Regions from separate parts of the Homo sapiens genome. Here region 1 is linked to region 2. A link is an interaction called in ENCODE POLR2A ChIA-PET data of the cell type or tissue named here. Cell type or tissue: endothelial cell of umbilical vein. All regions are shown on one strand. Links, peaks and the distances in the headings refer to the core of each region. The heading gives the core; the rest is flanking DNA. Region 1 overlaps SNX6 (sorting nexin 6). Region 2 overlaps EAPP (E2F associated phosphoprotein).

Region 1 (4,000 bases), core at 1-4,000, 77 kb before region 2:
ACTTAAAATACAAAAATTAGCTGGGCTTGGTGGCGCATGCCTGTAGTCCCAGCTACTCGGGAGACTGAGGCAAGAGAATCGCTTGACCCCGGGAGGCGGAGGTTGCAGTGAGCCAAGGTTGCGCCACTGCATTCCAGCCTGGGTGACAAAGCGAGACTCCGTCTCAAAAAAAAAAAAAAAAAAAAAAAAGAAATAGGGTTATCACATTGACTAATGTTTCTTAAATTTGAGTTTGGAGTCTTCCGAAGCCTTGTGGAGAATTCCAAGGAGGTGATTGAGCTAAAGAATTCCAGATTCGGGTAAATTATTGACTCTGGATCTGTTTAACTGACCATTGGTGCTGATCACTCCTTATTTTTTCCTTCCCTGCCTAAAAACTCTCTTTTTTTTTTTTTGAGGCAGAGTCTCTGTCGCCCAGGCTGGAGTGCAATGGCACTGTATCGACTCAGTACAACCTCTGCTTCCCAGGTTCAAGCGACTCCTCTGCCTCCACCTCCCGAGTAGCCACCATACCTGGCTAATTCTTATATTTTAATAGAGACAGGGTTTCACCATATTGGTCAGGCTGGTCTCGAACTCCTGACCTCAGGTGATCTGCCTGCGTCGGCCTCCCAAGGTGCTGGGATTACAGGTGTGAGCCACCATGCCTGGCCGAGGTGATTGCACTTTAAAGATTTCTTCGTTCATAGTGCTGGCAAAAAATTTTTTACTGAATGACTGATACAAATCTTGGAACCTGTGTTTGGATGACAAGATTAATTCATAATTTTTGCAGAAAATAAATATAGCATAGTGCTCATGTACAGGTTAACCTCAAGATCAAAGAATTTGGGCCAGTTGTAGTAAGTCACACCTTTAATCCCAGTACTTTGGGAGCCTGAGGCAGGAGGATTGCTTGAGCCAAGGAGTTCGAGACCAGCCTGGGCAACATAGTGAGACCTGTCTCTTTTTAAAAAAAAAAAAAAGAAGAAGAAGAAAGAAAAATGCCGGGTGCGGTGGCTCATTCCTGTAATCCCAACACTTGGGAGGCCAAGGCAAGGTATTCACTTGAGGCCAGTAGTTCAAGACCAGCCTGGGCAACATGGTGAAACCCCTGTCTCTACTAAAAACGCAAACATAAGCTGGACGTGGTGGCGCTTGCCTGTAATCCCAGCTACTTGGGAGGCTGAGACATGAGAATCACTTGAATGTGGGAGGCGGAGGCTGCAGTGAGCTGAGATTGTGCCACAGCATGGGTGACAGAGTGATATTCTGTCTCAAAAGAGAAAAAAGAGAAAAGAAACTAAAATTTTTGAGTAAGAATGAGATGCTCAAAATTTGATTTTAGAAAGCTGTCCCAGGCAACAGAATGGATTGGAATAAGATAAGAATTATTAACTAATACTTCAGTCTAGGAAAGAGATGATGAAGACTTTTACTGGAGAGTAGGAGTGGAAAGGGACAGTTTTAAGTCATTTGCTGTTAGAATTTGAGCTATGAAGAAAGGAAGAAGTTATAAAAATTTCAAGATTTTAATGAGAACTATGGAATTTTAGGGAACATGTCGGAGTCAGAAAGACTGTTTGGATGAAGGGGCCACAGATCAAAAGAGGGAAGACAGAAATTTTGGAGATCAGATTTTTTTTTTTTTTTTTTGAGACAGAGTCTTGCTCTGTTGCCCGGGCTGGAGTACAGTGGTGTGATCTCCGCTCAGTGCAACCTCTGCCTCCCAGGTGCAAGCGATTCTCCAGCCTCAGCCTCCCGAGTAGCTGGGATTACAGGCACATTTCACCATGCCCGGCTAATTTTTTTTTTTTTTTTTTAGACAGAGTTTCGCTCTTGTTGTCCAGGCTGGAATGCAATGGCGTGATATTGGCTCATGGCAACCTCTGCCTCCTGGGTTCAAAAGATTCTCTTGCCTCAGTCTCCCTAGTAGCTGGGATTATAGGCGGATGCCACGACGCCCAGCTAGTTTTAGTATTTTTAGTAGAGACAGGATTTCACCATGTTCTTCAAGGCTAGTTTTGAACTCCTGACCTCAGGTGATTCACCCGCCTTGGCCTCACAAAGTGCTGGGATTACAGGCGTGAGCCACCGTGCCCAGCCCAGAGATTAGATTATAATGAGCACTGTGTTAGACTCATCTAATGTGAGGTTACAGTTACAGTCTCTGTGTAAGGAAATGATGTGGGCAATTGGATATAACATATAAAGTTAAGGAAAGAGCTTATGGGTAGTATTCTAGTCTGTTTGGCTGCTATAACAAAATACCTTAGACTGGGTAATTTATAAACAACAGAATTTATCATTTACAGTTCTGGAGAATGGGAAGCCCAAGATCAGGGTGCTAGCAGATTGCGTGTCTGGTGAGGGCCCTCTGCTTCATAGGTGGCCCTTTTTGTTGTGTCCTCACATAGCAGAAGGAAGGGGCAAGAGGGTAACATTCCCTCAGCCTCTTTTATAAGGACTAATCCCATTTATGAAGGCTCTACCCTCATGACCTAATCACTTCTCAAAAGCCCCACCTATTTTTAAGAGACAGAGTCTTGCTGTATTGCCCAGGCTGAAATGCAGTGGCTATTCACAGGTGCAGTTGTAGCACATTGCAGCCTCAAACTCCTGGCGTCAAATGATCCTCCCACCTCAGCCTCCCAAGTAGCTGGGACTCCAAGCAGGAGCCACTGTGCCTGGCTCAGGCCCACCTCTTCTTAATTATGATTACCTTGGGGGTTAAGCTTCAAGATATGGGCCAGTCGTGATGGCTCATGCCTGTAATCCCAGCACTTTGGGAGGCCAAGGTGGTTGGATCACCTGAGGTCAGGAGTTCAAGACCACTCTGACCAACACAGTGAAATCCCATCTCTATTAAAAATAGTTGGGCATGATGGTACATGCCTGTGGTCCCAGCTACTCGGGAGGCTGAGGCAGGAAAATTACTTGAACCCAGAAGGCAGATGTTGCAGTGAGCCAAGATCACGCCACTGCACTTCAGCCTTGGATGACAGAGGGAGACAGTGTCTCAAAAAAAATTTTTTTCATCCTGTGAACTTTAGGGGGACACATACATTCAGACCATAGCAGGTAGTGATAGAGATCTGTGAGTCATTTACATAAAGGTGAGCATTGAAGCAATGGAAGTACATGGGAATTAGATGAATTGCTCCTTTATGGGGCACCCTGATACAGCAAGTGCTAGGAGTCAAAGAGTTAGCTGCTGCTTGTTGGTTTTGCCCTTGGATAACCATTCATTTGTTCAAAGTCATCTTTTTTGTGTCCCTTGTGCTATTAATTGCTGACCCCAAAAGCCAGATGAGATACTTGGATGAGTTCAGAGTTCCAAATGTATAGGATATATATTCAGAGTTATTGCGGAATCATACAGTGGTATATTGTGCCCCAATAAATTTCACATGTTTAAAGGAACTCCCGAGCTAAAATTTTAATTGTCTGTTAAAATTTTATATAGCAGTGTTTGACAAAATATGGTGAGAGGGCTGCTTGCAACAGAATTATCAGATATGCTCATAAAATGTGAAATATCTAGGCCTTCTTGTAGACCAGCTGAACCTGAATCTTTGAGAGTGAGTCCTGAATATCTATATTATTACCAAACTCCTTTTTTATGCCCTAAAATTTGAAAATCATTGATGTGCATGATGAAATTTCCACTTTATTAAGATTAAAAACTAGGATCCTTTTGAGATTGCCATTTAAATATCAAAGAATAAAGGAGGCACTGCTTTCCATTTGTAACCTTAAAAATGTTAAATTACCTTTCTTTCAGTTGAGTGTGCGAGGAAAAAATAAAAAAGAGAAACTTGAAGACTTCTTTAAAAACATGGTTAAATCAGCAGATGGAGTAATCGTTTCAGGAGTAAAGGTAAGATTTTATTTGATTAACTGTGGTATTAGTTGAGACTTCTTTTAAAAGGGAGATAGATTGAGATTTCAAATGTGCAGAATTAGAGTAAAAGACATTTGGACGGTTAGAATCTTCAGTCCTAGGAACAGGAGGAATCCT
Region 2 (16,818 bases), core at 4,977-8,976:
AATTTTTATATTTTTAGTAGAGAGGCGGTTTCACCATGTTGGCCAGGCTGGTCTCGAACTCCTGACCTCAGGTGATCTGCCCACCTTGGTCTCCCAAAGTGCTGGGATTACAGGCGTGAGCCACCGCACCTGGCCCTAATTTTGTATTTTTAGTAGAGACGGGGTTTCGCCATGTTGTCCAGGCTGGTCTCGATCTCCTGACGTCAGGTGATCCACCCACCTTGGCCTCCCAAAGTGCTAGGATTACAGGTGTGAGCCACTGCGCCCGTCCCTTTTTTAACTTTTTAGGGAAAATATAAATAAATGTGTAGCTTGGGAAATGAGACTCTTCATTTAAAGAAGTGTGAACTTGACACATGATTCTTAGCCATATCCTAATATTTTCAAAATTAGTACAGGTGACCAAGAAAAAAAAGAAGAAACAACACAAGATTCCAACAAATGACGAATTACTGTATGATCCTGAAAAAGATAACAGAGATCAGGCCTGGGTTGATGCACAGAGAAGGGGGTAAGAACTTAAAGTTAATATTTAGAATCTTTAGAAAAAAAGATTGAAAGATGATTTTTACTACATTCACATTTTGAATATATGTGTATATGTTTACACAAACACACACACACAAACAAAAAAGTTAGAGGAAAAAACTGCTCAGTAGTTTATTTTGAAAATAACCAGCAAATTTTAGTGAGACTTTTTTTTAAAATTTTTTAAATTTTTATTATTATTTTTGAGACAGAGTCTTGCACTGTCGCCTGGGCTGGAGTGCAGTGGCGCGATCTTGGCTCACTGCAACCTCCGCCTCCTGCGTTCAAGAGATTCTCCTGCCTCAGCTTCCCGAGTAGTTGGGATTACAGGCGCCTGCCACCACACACAGCTAATTTTTTGTATTTTTAGTAGAGACCGGGTTTCACCATGTTGGCCAGGCTGGTCTCGAACCCCTGACCTCGTGATTCACCTGTCTCGGCCTCCCAAAGTGCTGGGATTACAGGCTTGAGCCACTGCATCCAGCCCGACAATTGTTTTTTTGTTTTTTTTTAAACTTGTTGAATTTAGGCTGCGTTAGTCAATCTCTCCCTCAAGAAAAACTGACTTTTTTTTTCAGATGCTGTTTTAAATTACTTTGAGATTAAGAGTTTATGTGGATGGGCCAGGGTGGTGGCTTATACCTGTAATCCCAGCAACTTTGGGAGGCCGAGGCAGGTGGATCACCTGAGGTCGGGAGTTTGAGACCAGCCTGGCGAACATAGTGAAACTCTGTCTCTACTAATACAAAAATTAGTGGGGCCATAGTGGCGCACACCTGTAATTCCAGCTACTCAGGAGGCTGAGGCGGGAGAATTGCCCAAACCTGGGAGGTGGAGGTTGCAGTGAGCTGAGATCACGCCACTCCACTCCAGCCTGGACGACAGAATGAGACCCTATCTCAAAAAAAAAAAAAAAAAAAAAAAAGGGTTTTGTGGATGAAGAGTGGATTTAGCAAATTGTTCTTTTTAACTACTTACAAATTTGATTTTTAAAAATTGAGATGAGGCTGGGCATGATGGCTCACACCTGTAATCCCAGCACTTTGGGAGGCCAAGGCGGGCGGATCACTTGAAGTCAGGAGTTCAAGACCAGCCTGGCCAACATGGCGAAACCCCATCTCTACTAAAAATACAAAAATTACCTTGGCATGGTGGTGTGTGCCTGTAATCACAGCTACTCTGGAGGCACAAGAATCGCTTGATCCCAGGAGGTGGAGGTTGCAGTGAGCTGATATTGTACCACTGTACTCCAGCCTGGTCGACTGAATGAGACTGTCTCAAAAAAAAAAAAAAAATTGAGATGAGGCTACTCTAGGTACACTGCTTATGGAGTAGCCCTGCTCTGCAAGGAGCAGTTAAAAATTTTTTTTGAGATAAAATTCACATAACAAAAGTACCCACTTTAAAAGTGAACAATTTAGTGGCATTTAATACCATTCACAATGTTGCACAGCCACCACTTTTATGTAGTTTCAACCATTTTCATCATCCCAAAAGGAAACGCTGTACTGTTAGGTAGTTTCCCTACCCTTCCCCTCAGCCCCTTGGCAGCCACTGATCTGTGCACTGTCTCTGTGGATTTGCTTATTTTAGATATTTCTTATGAATGGGATATTATACAGTATGTGACCTTTTATATCTGGCTTCTTTCACTGGGCATAGTGCTTTTGAAGTTCATCTACATTTTAGCACATGTCAGTACTTCTCTACTTTTTATGACTGAATAGTATCCCATTGTATGTGTATACCACAATTTGTTTATCCTTTCATCCACTGAGGGATGGATGTTTGTGTTGTTTCCACACCCTCTGCCCCCACCTTTTTTTAAGAGATGCCTGGGCTGGAGTGCAGTGGTGCAGTTATAGCTCACAGTATCCTCAAACTTCTGGGCTCAAGCACTCCTCCTGGTTCAGCTTCCTGAGTAGCTGTGACTGTAGGCACACACCGCCTCCCGGGTTCAAGCACTCCTCCCACCTCAGCCTTCTGAGTAGCTGGGACTATAGGCACACACCACCTGGCTAATTAAAAAAATTTTTTTAATAGAGAGGTCTAGCTGTGTTGCCCAAGGTGATCTTGAACTCCTGGCCCCAGGTGATCCTCCTGTCTTCACCTCCTGTGCTGGCATTACAGGTGTGAGCCATTGTGCCAGGCCATTTTTTTTTTTTTTTTTTTGAGACGGAGTTTTGCTCTTGTTGCCCAGGCTGGAGTGCAAATGTGATCTTGGCTCACCGCAACCTCCTCCTCCCAGGTTCAAGCGATTCTTCTGTCTCAGCCTCCTGAGTAGCTGGGATTACAGGCATGTGCCACTGCACCTGGCTAATTTTGTATTTTTAGTAGAGATGGGGTTTCTCCATGTTGGTCAGGCTGGTCTCGAACTCCTGACCTCAGATGATCCACCTGCCTCGGCCTCCCAAAGTGTTGGGGTTACAGGCATGAGCCACCGCACCCGGTCATTTTTTTTTTAATTTAAAGACAGGGTCTTGCTGTGTTGCCCAGACTGTAGTGCACTGATGCTATCATACCTCAATGTAGCCCTGAACTCCTGGGCTCAAATGATCCCCCTGCCTCAGCCTCCTGAGTCCATGCTTGTTTTTTTTGTTTCTAATTTAATTTTTAATAGACACAAGGTCTTGCTATGTTGCCCAGGCTGATCTTAAACTCCTGGGCTCAAGCAATCCCCTCCTACCTTGGCCTCCTTAAGTGCTGGGATTAAAGGTGTGAGCCACCATGCCCGGTTTATGCTTGTTTATTTTTATTTTCATTTTTTTTTTTATTTTCTTATAGAGACAGGGTTTCACCATGTTGCCCAGGCTGGTCTCAAACTCCTAGGCTCAAGTGATCTGCCCACCTTGGCCTGGGATTACAGGTGTAATTCCAGCCTGGCTCTATGCTTGTTTTTGTTTTTGTTTTTTTGGGACAGAGTCTCGCTCTGTTGCCCAGGCTGGAGTGCAGTATCGCAATTTCGGCTCACTGTGACCTCCACCTCCTGGGTTCAAGCAGTTCTCTGCCTCAGCCTCCCAAGTAGCTGAGATTATAGGTACCCGCCACCATGCCTAGCTAATTTTTGTATTTTTAGTAGAGACGGGGTTTCACCATGTTAGCCAGGCTGGTCTTGAACTCCTGACCTTGTGATCCACCCACCTCAGCCTCCCAAAGTGCTGGGATTACAGGCGTGAGCCACCATGCCCAGCCTGTGTGCTTGTTTTTTAATGTAGCTTTACTGTTTTTAAAAAATTCATGGACTTTTATTTTTGGTACACTTGTCACAATTAATGGACTAATATTGATACATTATTATTTTTTTTATTTTTTATTTTTTTGGAGACAGAGTCTCGCTCTGTCGCCCAGGCTGGAGTGCAGTGGCGTGATCTCGGCTCACTGCAAGCTCCGTCTCCTGGGTTCAACCGATTCTCCTGCCTCAACCTCCTGAGTAGCTGGGACTACAGGCATGTGCCACCACGCCCAGCTAATTTTTGTATTTTTTTAGTAGAGATGGGGTTTCACCATGTTGGCCAGGATGGTCTTGATCTCTTGACTTCGTGATCCGCCCGCCTCGGCCTCCCAAAGTGCTGGGATTACAGGCGTGAGCCACCGAGCCCGGCCTTGATACATTATTATTAATCAAAGTCCATAATTTTAAAACATTTCCTTAGTTTTTATGTACTGTTCTTTTTCTGTTTGAGGACCCCGTGTAGGATAGTACATCACTTTTAGTTGTCATGTCTCCCTGGGCTCTTCTTGACTCTGTCAGTTTCTTAGACTTTCCTTGTTTTCAGTGCCCTTAATTACTTTGAGGAGCACTAATCAGGTCTATGTAGGAGGCCCCTCTGTTGGAATTTGTCTGTTGTTTTTTCTCATAATTAGGATGGGATTATGGATTTTTATAAGTAAGAACATAGAAGTAGAGAGCCATTTTCCTCACATTATATCAAGAGTACATACTACCAACCTGAGTTTTGTGTGTTGGTATTGACCTCGATCACCTTGCTGACCAGTGTTAACTTTCTCTACTGTAAAGTTAGTCTTTTACCCCGCCTTACCATACCGTACTCTTTGGAAGGAAGTCACTGTGTCCAACCCAGACTTAAGGACTAGGGAGTTATACTCCACCACTGTGAGGGAAGAGCATCTTTATAGATTATTTAGAATTCTGTGTGGGGATTTGTCTGTTCTCCTCCATTTATTTATTTATTCAGTACATTTATATTAGCGTGGATTCGTGGGTATTTATACTTTGGGTTGTAATCCAGTCCTACTTTATTTTGTTGCTCAGTTTCAGCTTTGGCAGTTGGTGACTTGTTCAGTTGGCTCCTGTTTCCCTTTGTCATAACCACCTCACTGTTTTGTTTTTGTTTTCTTGATTACTTCCTTCTTTTCTGGCACTAAAAGATGCTCCAGGTTCATCTTGTGTTCCTTATTCCTAGAATTAGCCATTTCTCTGAATAGTACTGGTTCTTTTTATTGGAAAATGACACTAGAAACCAAGATCTGGTTTTAATATGTTTTTCTCCCCACTTTCTTCTTCTGTTCTAGTTACCATGGTTTGGGACCACAGAGATCACGTCAACAACAGCCTGTTCCAAATAGTGATGCTGTCTTGAATTGTCCTGCCTGCATGACCACACTTTGCCTTGATTGCCAAAGGTAATGGATGAAGGACACACACACACACACACACACACATACATATTTTGTTTAAATTAGAAACAGACTTTTTTTTTTTTGAAGTCAGAGTCTTACTCTGTTGCCCAGGCTGGAGTGCAGTGGCACAATCTCGCCTCACTGCAACCTCCGCCCCGTGGGTTCAAGCGAGTCTCCTGCCTCAGCCTCCCAGGTAGCTGGGATTACAAGCGGCCACCACCATGCCTGGCTAGTTTTTGTGTGTATCTAGATCTAGATCTAGATCTAGATAGATAGATAGATAGATAGATATAGTTTTGTTTTGTTTTGTTGAGATGAAGTCTCACTCTGTCGTACAAGCTGGAGTATAGTGGTGCAATCTTGGCTCGCTGCAACCTCTGCTGCCCAGGTTCAAGTGATTCTTCTGCCTCAGCCTCCAAGTGGCTGGGATTACAGGTGCCTGCCACCACACCCGGCTAATTTTTGTAGTTTTAGTACAGACAGGGTTTCACCATCTTGGCCAGGCTGATCTTGAACTCCTGACCTTGTGATCCACTTGCGTTGGCCTCCCAAAGTGCTGGGATTACAGCTGTGAGCTACCACGCCCGGCCTTATTTTTATATTTTTAGTAGAGACAGGGTCACACCATGTTGGCCAGGTTGGTCTTGAACTCCTGACCTCAAGTGATCTGCCCACCTCGGCCTCCCAAAGTGCTGGGATTACATGCGTGAGCCACTGTGCCCAGCCCAGAAACAGACTTTTGAGGTACTCAGGAATTCTGATAAAGTTCTGTACTTAGATTCTTGGTGCTGTGTGACTAATCTTTATACAATTAATTTTGATTATATATAGTTATATTAAATGTAGCTTTTATACTTTTAAAGTTGGGCACAGTGACTCATGCCTGTAATCCCAGTGCTATGGGAGGCTAAGGCGATCACTTGAGCCTAGGAGTTTGAGACCAGCCTAGGCAACATAGTGATACCTCATCTCTACAAAAAATAAAAAAATAAAAAATTAGCTGAGTATAGTGATGTATGCGTGTAGACCCAGCTACTCGATAGGCTGAGGTGAGAGGATGGCTTGAGCTCAAGAATTCAAGACTGCAGTGGGCTGTGACCACCACTGCACTCCAGCCTGGGCAACAAAACAAAGGTGAGATCCCCATCTCTCTCTCCAAAAAAAAAAAAAAAACGGGCTGGGCGTGGTGGCTCACGCCTGTAATCCCAGCACTTTGGGAGACCGAGGTGGGCGGATCACGAGGTCAGGAGATCGAGACCACGGTGAAACCCTGTCTCTATTAAAAATACAAAAAATTAGCCGGGCATGGTGGCGGGCGCCTGTAGTCCCAGCTACTCCGGAGGCTGAGGCAGGAGAATGGCGTGAACCCAGGAGGCGGAGCTTACAGTGAGCCGAGGTCACGCCGCTGCACTCCAGCCTGGGCAACAGAGCGAGACTCCGTCTCAAAAAAAAAAAAAAAAGGTATCTTTTCTAGTGCAAAATAGCAGCATAGAAGCAAACTGGCTCTCCTTCCCCCTGCAGAATACCAAAACCAAATATACAGCACTGAAGCTATCACCACCAGTATCCCAGATCTCAATATAAGGAGGAGACAGTTTCTAGGGCCACAGAGAAGTAAAAAAAACTTAAAGCAGACAGTAAGAGAATTGTTCTTCCATATCTGCTTATCCTTCTCCACAATCTGCCTGGCACCAAGTGAGCAGAAAAATTCCCCTGAGCTCATGATTTTTACATTAGAAAAAGTAAGATGGAAGTGTACAACCAGCTTCTTTACCTTTTTGAGTTCTCTGGTAAGAGATCTGTCCCTGCCTCAACTCATAGGAAGCACTGAGAGTGCCTGAAGGAAAAAATATCCCTGAGGATAGCCAGAGACAAAGAAGGATAGCCAGAGACAAAGCCAGGTCCCAAGTGTGAACCCCTAGCCAGCATTCCCATCCTACTGGGATATCCCTATCCTCTTTGGGACCCACCCCCCACTTCATTTGGAACAGGCAGCACGCTCAGTGTTTACTAGAACTGAGGCTTAAAGTGCCATCTGGTGCCAAAAAGGAAGCAATGACGTAGTGGGAAGAAAGGAAAAAGAAAGAATATCAACATGCAAATTGCAAATTACAAAGAATCTCTAGGCAAACATATCTAATAACCAAAAAAAAGCAAAGCAGAGAAGACTGGAACAAATAACTAATCCTTCAATACAAAGATGTACATTTACATCCACAAGACACAGTAGCAAATGGAACCATGACCTCTTCAAATGGACAAAACAAGGAATCAAGTGAACCCTTATCACATATCACATATCACAATACTGTGATATGTGAACTCTCTGACCAAGAATTCAAAATAGCAGTTTTAAGAAAACTGAGTGATCTCCAAGACAGCCCAGGCAATTCAGAAATTTATCAGATAAATTTAACAGAGATCGAAATAATTAAAAAAATTATGGGCACAGTGGCTCATACCTGTAATCCCACTACTTTGGGAGGCCAAGCTGGGAGGATGGCTTGAGGCCAGGAGTTTGAGACCAGTCTGGGCAACATAGTAAGACTCTGTCTCTACAGAAAACGAAAAAAACTTAGTTGGTGTCTTGGCATACGCTTATAGACCCAGCTACTTTGGAGGCTGAGGTGGGAAGATCACTTGAGCCCTGGAAGTCGAGGCTGCAGTGAGCCATGATTGTGCCACTGTACTCCAGAATGGGTGGCAGAGTCAGACTCTGTCTCTAAAAGAAGAACAAAATAAAATAAAACAGAAATCTGGGAACTCAGCCGGGCACAGTGGCTCACGCCTGTAATCCCAGCACTTTGGGAGACTGAGGAGGGCTGATCACGAGGTCAGGAGATCGAGACCATCCTGGCTAACATGGTGAAACCCCGTCTCTACTAAAAATACAAAAAATTAGCTGGGCGTGGTGGCATGTGCCTATAGTCCCAGCTACTCGGGAGGCTGAGGCAGGAGAATCGCTTGAACCCAGGAGGCAGAGGTTGCAGTGAGCCGAGATCATGCCACTGCATTCCAGCCTGCGCAATGGAGCGAGACTCCATCTAAAAAAAAAAAAAAAAAAGAAATCTGGGAACTCTGAGAAATATATTTGCTGAACTAAAAAATTCATTAGAGGCTCTCAACAGCAGAAGGGATCAGCAAAAGAAAGAATCAGTGAGCTTAAAGATAGACTGTTTGAAAATGCACAATCAGAGGAGAAAGAAAAGGTATGAAGGTCTACAAGATATAAAATATTATCTCAAAAGATTAAATCTAAGAATTGGTACTCAGGAGGGAGTAGAGCAAAAGCAAGGAGTAGAAAGCTTATTCAAAAAATTAATAGCAGTAGCTGGGGATGGTGGCTGACACTTGTAATCCCAGCACTCTGGGAGGCGGAGGTGGGTGGATCACCTGAGGTCAGCAGTTCGAGACCAGCCTGGCCAACATGGTGAAACCCTGTCTCTACTAAAAATGTAATCAAATTAGCTGGGCGTGGTGGTGCATGCCTGTAATCCAAGCTACTCGGGAGGCTGAGGCAGGAGAATCGCTTGTACCCAGGAGGCGGAGGTTGCAGTGAGCTGAGATCACACCATTGCACTACAGCCTGGGCAACAAGAGCAAAACTTGGTCTCAAAAATAATAATTATAATAATAGCAGAAAATGTTCCAAAACTTGAGAAGGAGATATTTATGGCCAGAGAACACCAAACACATTTGACTCAAATAAAACCACCCCCAGGCATATAACAATAAAACAGTAAAACTGTCCAAAGGTTATGGACAAAGAGAGGATCTTGAAAGGAGCAAGATAAATGAAGCAAATAGCATATAAAGTAGCTACAGTTCATCTGGCAACAGATTTCTCAGTGGAAAGCATACAGATCAGGAGGGAGTGGAATGAAAAAAAAAAATGCCAGGCTGGGTGTGGTGGTTTATCCTGTAATCCCAGCACTTTGGGAGGCGGAAGCGGGTGGATCACTTGAGGCAGGGAGTTTGAGACAAGCCTGGCCAACACGGTGAAACCCCTCTGTACTAAAAATATTAAAAAATTAGCTGAGCATGGTGGCATTTGCCTATAATCCCAGTTTTTTGGGAGGCTGAGGCACGAGAATTGTTTGGACCTGGGAGGCACAGGTTGCAGTGAGCTGAGATTGCACCACTGCATTCCAGCCTGGGGGACAGAGTGAGACTCTGTCTCAGAAATAAAGGGCTAGGTGTGGTGGCTCATGCCTGTAATCCTAGCACTTTGGGAGGCAGGGGAGGGTGGATCACCTGAGGTCAGGAGTTCAAGGCCAGCCTGGCCAACATGGTGAAACTCTGTCTCTATTAAAAATACAAAAATTAGCTGGGCGTGTTGGCGCGTGCCTGTAATCCCAGCTACTGGGGAGGCTGAGGCAGGAGAATTGCTTGAACCAAGGAGGTGGAGGTTGCAGTGAGCCAAGATCACACCACTTCACTCCAGCCTGAGTGACAGAGTGAGACTCTGTCTCAAAAAAAGAAGAAAAAAATAAAGAGAGAAAAGAAAGAACTGGGCCAGGCATGGTGGCTCATGCCTGTAATCCTAGCACTTTGGGAGGCTGAGGCAGGTGGATCACCTGTGGTCAGGAGTTCGAGACCAGCCTGGCCAACATGGTGAAACCCCATCTCTACTAAAAATATAAAAAATTAGCCGGAAGTCGTGGCGGACACCTGTAATCCAAGCTTACTCAGCAGCCTGAGGCAGGAGAATCACTTGAACCAGGGAGGTGGAGGTTGCAGTGAGCCAAGATTGCGCCACTGCACTTCAGCCTGGGCAACAAGGGCGAAACTCTGTTTCAAAAAAAAAAAAAAAAGAAAAGAAAGAACCTTGTTATAACTGTAAGTTTTTTTTTTGTGATTTCATGATAACCATAATGCAAAAACCTATAATAGATTCACCAAAATCAAAAAGCAATGGATTAAAACATACTACCAGAGAAAATCACTTAATCACGAAGGAAGACAGTAAGGAAGGGAAGAGTTACAAAACAACCAGAAAAAAAGCAGCAAAATGCCAGTAGTTGTATTAGTCTGCTCTTGCACTGCTATAAGGAAATACCCGAGACTGGATAATTTATAAAGAAAGAAGTTTAATTGGCTCATAATTCCACAGGCTGTATAGGAAGCATGGCTGGGGAGGTCTCAGGAAACTTTTTTTTTTTTTTTGAGAGGGAGTCTTGCTTGTCACCCAGGCTGGAGTGCAGTGGCACGATCTTGGCTCACTGCAACCTCCACCACCCAGGTTCACGCAATTCTCCTGTCTCAGTCTCCCAAGTAGCTGGGACTACAGGCACACACCACCACTCCTGGCTAATTTTTGTATTTTTAGTAGAGGTGGGGTTTCACCATATCGGTCAGGCTGGTCTTGAACTCCTGACCTCAGGTGATCCACCCGCCTTGACCTCCCAAAGTGCTGGGATTACAGGCTTGAGCCAGTGCACCTGGCCAGGAAACTTTTAATGATGGCAGAAGGCAAAGGGGAAGCAGGCACATCTTACATGGCCAGAGCAAGAGGAAGAGAGAGAGGGGAGGTGCCACATACTTTTAAACAATCAAATCTTGTGAGTACTCACTATCACAAGAGCAGCACGAGGGGGAAGTCTGCCCCCAAGATCTAGTCACCTCCCACCAGGTCCCACCTCCAACATTGGAGATTACAATTTGACATGAGATTGGGGCAGGGACACAGACCCAAGCCACATCAGTAGCAAATCCTTACTTATCAGTACTAACACAATGTAAATGGACTCACTTCTCCAATTTAAAGGCAGACAGTGGCTGAATGGATCAACAAACAAGACTCAACTATATGCTGCCTAGAAGAAACTTGCTTCACTTGTAAGGACACATGGACTGAACATGAATGGGAAAAGATATTTCATGCAGCTGGAAACCAGTATAGGAATAGCTGTCCTTAAAACAGACTACAATCAAGGACTGTAAAAAGGAAACAAAGAAGTTTACTATATAAAGGGGTCAATTCAGCAAGAGGAATTTATATAACAGTATAAATATCTATGCAGCCAACATTGGAACTCCCAGGTATATAAACATTAATAGATCCAAAGGGGCTGGGCGCAGTGGCTCACGCCTGTAATCCCAACACTTCAGGAGGCCGAGGTTGGTGGATCACAACGTCAGGAGATTGAGACCAGCCTGGCCAACATGGTGAAACCCCATCTCCACAAAAATACCAAAATTAGCTGGGCATGATGGCGGGTGCCTGTAATCTAGCTACTCAGGAGGCTGAGGTGGGAGAATCACTTGAAGCTGGGAGGTGAAGGTTGCAGTGAGCCAAGATCGTGCTATTGCACTGCAGCCTGGGTGACAGAGTGAGACTCCATCTCAAAAAAAAAAAAAAAAAAAAAAAAAAATCTAAAGGGAGAGATACAATACAGTATTAGTATTGCAATACAATAATAGTAGGGGACTTCAACACTCCACTCTCAGTAATGGACAGATCATCCAGATAGAAAACCATAAAGAAACATCAGAGTTAAACTACACAGTAGACCAAAGAAGCCTAACTGACATTTACAGAACATTTCACCCAAATAATCTAATGATACACCTCAAGGAACTAGAAAAGCAAGGACAGACCAAATCCAACATTAATAGAAGGAAAGAGGCTGGGCATGGTGGCTCACACCTGTAATCCCAGCACTTTGGGAGGCTAAAGCAGGCAGATCACGAGGTCAGGAGTTTGAGACCAGCCTGACCAACCTGGTGAAACCCTGTCTCTACTAAAAATACAAAAATGAGCCAAGTGTGGTGGCGTACACCTTTAATCCCAGCTACTCAGGAGGCTGAGGCAGGAGAATCGCTTGAACCCGGGAGGCAGAGGTTGCAGTGAGCCGAGATCACACCATTGCACTCCAGCCTGGGTGACAGAGCGAGACTCCATCTCAAAAAAAAAATTAATTTATTAAATAAAATAAAAGGAAAGAAATAATAAAGATCAAGGCAGGAATGAATGAAATTGAGACCCCAAAAAACCCAAACAAACAAGCCAGAAGATTAATGAAATTAAAAGTTGATAATTTTAAAAGATACAATTGACAAACCTCTTAGAAAAAAAGAGAGAAGGCCCAAATAAATTAGAAATAGAAAAGAAGGCATAACAACTGAGACCACAGAAATACAAGGAATCAGGCTAGGCACGGTGGCTCATGCCTGTAATCCCAGCACTTTAGGAGGCCGAGGTGGACAGATTACCTGAGGTCAGGAGTTCAAGATGAAACTGACCAACATAGTGAAACCCTGTCTCTACTAAAAAATACAAAATTAGCCAGGTGTGGTGGTGCATTCCTGTAATCCCAGCTACTTGGGAGGCTGAGGCAGGAGAATCACTTGAACCCGGGGGGCAGAGGTTGTGGTGAGCTGAGATCACGCCATTGCACTCCAGCCTGGACAACAAGAGTGAAACCCCATCTCAAAAAAAAAAAAAAAAAGAAATAGAATCGTCTGGGTGCGGTGGCTCACGCCTGAAATCCCAGCACTTTGGGAGGCCGAGGCGGGCAGATCACAAGGTCAGAAGATCGAGACCATCCTGGCTAACACAATGAAACCCCATCTCTACTAAAAATACAAAAAAATTAGCCAGGCATGGTGGCGGGCGCCTGTAGTCCCAGCTACTCGGGAGGCTGAGGCAGGAGAATGGCGTGAACCCAGGAGACGGAGCTTGCAGTGAGCCGAGATCGCGCCACTGCACTCCAGCCTGGGCGACAGAGCGAGACTCCATCTCAAAAAAAAAAAAAAAGTTACTTTCAAAAAGCAGAAGGAAAGAGGATACATTTCTTCCTTACACTGTTACATACTAAAATGTTTCTTCTGCCTGGTGCAGTGGCTTGTGCCTGTAATCCCAGCTACCAGGGAGGCTGAGGCAGGAGGATCACTTGAGGCTAAGAGTTCAAGGCTGCAGTGAGCTGTGTTCACAAGTTTTAATTATTCTTAAAACAACTGTTTAAAATTTCTTTAAACTTGCTGTTTTGTTCCTGTGTCTTGTCTTTGGTTGGTATTTCAGTAAGTTTTTGGTATTCTCAAATTTTATCTAAATGGATAAACTATTAACATAGAACATAAACCCCAATTCTCCATTTCATTTTTCTCTTAGGCATGAATCATACAAAACTCAATATAGAGCAATGTTTGTAATGAATTGTTCTATTAACAAAGAGGAGGTTCTAAGATATAAAGCCTCAGAGAACAGGAAGAAAAGGCGGGTCCATAAGAAGATGAGGTCTAACCGGGAAGATGCTGCCGAGAAGGCAGAGACAGATGTGGAAGAAATCTATCACCCAGTCATGTGCACTGAATGTTCCACTGAAGTGGCAGTCTACGACAAGGATGAAGTCTTTCATTTTTTCAATGTTTTAGCAAGCCATTCCTAAACAGCCCAACTGGCATTTAATTACCCAATACTGTATATAAGGCAAATATGGACAGTTACTTTCCTCTTGCCTGTTCATATCCTTCAGTGACATTGAGGAAGCAGTGTTTCTCTTTTTAAAGGAGAATAGTTGTCAACCTTCATTCATCTCTTACATCTCTCACCCTCTCCTTTTTTTTTTCTTTGATTTTCCCCCTTATTGATGGGACTGATATTCATTCTGTTTTTGATGAACATTTGGAAACTGTCGGGCTTTTTATTAAAGCTCTGTAGAATTAAAATGTTCTGGAATTATAAGCAATCTTTGTTTCTGAGTGTTATTTTTATTTTGGATATAGCTTTGATGTAATTAAACTGGAAACTCTTTCCTGAATTGTCTGTATTGTTTTTGCTAAGATGTATCTTTATTCACCCCCACCCCACATGATGAATGACAGTATTTAGTAACTGTTACAATTGCGTGGAATAGGCTGGTAGCTTTGGCTCCTGCCTGTAATCCCAGCACTTTGGGAGGTCAAGGCGGGTGGATCAGGAGTTCAGGAGTTTAGGAGTTTGAGACCAGCCTGACCAACATGGTGAAACGCTGTCTGTCTCTACTAAAAATAGAAAAATCAACTGGGCGTGGTGGTGTGCACCTGTAATTCCAGCTACTCGGGAGGCTGAGGCAGGAGAATTGCTTGAACCTGGGAGGCTGAGGTTGCAGTGAGCTGAGATCATATCACTGTACTCCAGCCTGGGTGAGAGTAAGACTTTGTCTCAAAACAAACAACAAAGAAACAAACAATTGCATGGAGTAGGTACTGTCAGATGCTTTAAGTAATAAAGGTCCTTTTCTGAAAAGGAGTACACTTACCAGTATTCTAAACTTAATGAATGCACATTTTAAAATATAAATTTATGGTGAGGGAAAGCAACCTCCCCTTCTGACTAGACTTAAAAATTCTGGCCGGGTGTGGTGGCTCACCCCTGTAATTCCAGCACTTTGGGAGACCTAGCTGGGCTGATCACTTGAGGTCAGGAGTTCCAGGGCAGCCTGGCTAACATGGTGAAACCCCATTTCTACTAAATATACAAAAATTAGCCAGGCCTGGTGGTGGGCGCCTGTAATCCTAGCTACTTAGGAAGCTGAGGCAGGAGAATCACTTGAACCTGGGAGGTGGAGGTTGCAGTGAGCCGAGATCTTGCCACTCCACTCCCACCTGGGTGACAGAGCAAGACCCTGTCTCAAAGAAAAAAGAAAAAAAAAAATTCTGCTGCCACCTCTTGTGCCTGCTATTTATTACTTCTGTTGCAAACAACCAAGATATAATTTTTTGGGGTATTAATATAAAAACCAGTGGCAGCTTGAGGGGAAATTGCATTGTAGGCATCTGTGTATTTTCAGTCTTTAAAAGAATGATATGGCTGAATGCAGTGGCTCATGACTATAATTCCAGCACTTTGGGAGGCTGAGGAGGGAGGATCGCTTGAGACCAGGAGTTCAAGACCAGCCTGGGCAACATAGCAAGGCCCTGTCTCTACAAAAAAAAAAAAAAAAAAATTAAAAATTAGCTGAACGTGGTGGTGTGTGCCTATAGTCCCAGCTACTTGGGAGGCTGAGGTGGGAGGATCACTTGAGCTTGGCAGACCAAGGCTGAACTGAGCTTTGATCATGCCACTGCATTCTAGCCTGGGTAACAGATTGAGGCCCTCTCTTAAAAATGAAAGAATGATATGATTTGGGTTGTTTCTCCCAACCTCAGGTGATCCGCCCGCCTTGGCGTCCCAAAGTGCTGGGATTATAGGCATGAGCCACCGCGCCCAGCCAGAAAATGTGTTTTAACTCAGGCTCTGCTATGCTAATCTTGGACAAGTCTGTTCCTTTGAGGCCCAGTTTTCTCATCTATAAAATGAAAATACTAGACAAGAGCAGTAGTCTCCTACAGAGATCAGGTGTCAACAAAGCTTGAGGGGGACCTCTGCATATTCCATAAGAGAAAAGATGCTTTCCTCACCTCCTACCCTTCTATGTTTTCTACAAGCTATGTGTAAAGAGAGCTGGAACCAGTTACGGAGTGTTTGTATGAATGAGGTGGGGACAGAAAACTGATAATTTCTAAGGAATCTCCAATGTCTTATACCTATTATACTTCTGCCAGGCATGGTGGCTCATGCCTGTAATCCCAGCACTTTGGGAGGCCGAAGTTGGTGGATCACCTGAGGTCAGGAGTTCGAGACCAGCCTGGCCAACATGGTGAAACCCCGTCTCTGCTAAATATACAAAAATTAGCTGGGTTTGGTGGCACGTGCCTGTAATCCCAGCTACTTGGGAGGCTGAGGCAGGAGAATTGCTTGAACCCAGGAGGCGGAGCTTGCAGTGAGCTTAGATTGCGCCACTACACTCCAGCCTGGACGACAGAGCGAGTCTCTGTCTCAGAAAAAAAAAAATGGCTATTGTACTTCATAATTTTTATAATATACTGATATCTATTTGATTGGAAGCAATATATATACTTTATTTTTTCATTTTTATTTTTTATTTTATTTAATTAATTTTTTTTTTGAGATGGAGTCTCGCTCTGTTGCCAGGCTGGAGTGCAGTGGCATGATCTCGGCTCACTGCAACCTCTGCCTCCCAGGTTCAAGTGATTCTCCTGCCTCAGCCTCCCAAACAGCTGGTACTACAGGCATGTGCCACCACATCCAGCTAATTTTTGTATTTTTAGTAGAGATGGGGTTTCACCGTGTTAGCCAGGATAGTCTCGATCTCCTGACCTCGTGATCTGCCCGCCTCGGCCTCCCAAAGTGCTGGGATTACAGGCATGAGCCACTGCACCTGGCCCTTTTCTTTTTCTTTTTTTGACAGAATCTTGATCTGTCGCCCAGGCTGGAGTGCAGTGGCGTGATCTCAGCTCTCAGCTCACTGCAACCTCCACCTCCTGGGTAGCTGGGACACCTGGCTAATTTTTGTATTTTTAGTAGAGATGGGGTTTCACCATGTTGGCCAGGCTGGTCTTGAACTCCTGGCCCCAAGTGATCCACCTGCCTCGGCCTCCCAAAGTGCTGAGATTACAGGCGTGACGGCACCCGGCTTCTATTTTTATTTTTTTACTTTATTTTTTATTTATCTATATTTTTTGAGACAGAGTTTTGCTCTTGTGGCCCAGGCTGGAGTGCAATGGCATGATTTCGGCTCACTGCAACCTCCGCCTCCTGGATTCAAGCGATTCTCCTGCCTCAGCCTCTCAAGTAGCTGAGATTACAGGCATGCACTACCTCAC

What was found. ChIA-PET counts read pairs that join two places held together with the same protein. Peaks named below come from ENCODE experiments on the same cell type or tissue, not always from the same donor. Only the 100,000 strongest peaks of a DNase experiment are listed, where the experiment ranks them.
Region 1: POLR2A ChIA-PET joins it to region 2 with 6 read pairs; 3 of 35 experiments call an interaction of 5 or more read pairs at or near these places.

The regions. Positions count from the first base shown.
Region 1 is chr14:34,597,409-34,601,408 of GRCh38, reverse strand. SNX6 (sorting nexin 6) reads left to right here. Exons shown (of 14, transcript NM_152233.4): 7 at 3,764-3,859. Among named protein-coding and RNA genes, the nearest start is that of SNX6, 31 kb to the left of the region's middle. In endothelial cell of umbilical vein, for the core only: no CTCF peak of the experiment used is centred there; no DNase peak of the experiment used is centred there.
Region 2 is chr14:34,513,051-34,529,868 of GRCh38, reverse strand. It overlaps EAPP (E2F associated phosphoprotein), which reads left to right. Exons shown (of 6, transcript NM_018453.4): 4 at 394-511; 5 at 5,062-5,172; 6 at 13,283-13,931. The coding sequence ends at 13,559. Among named protein-coding and RNA genes, the nearest start is that of EAPP, 18 kb to the left of the region's middle. In endothelial cell of umbilical vein, for the core only: no CTCF peak of the experiment used is centred there; a DNase peak (open chromatin) is centred at 7,208; H3K27ac peaks cover 276 bases.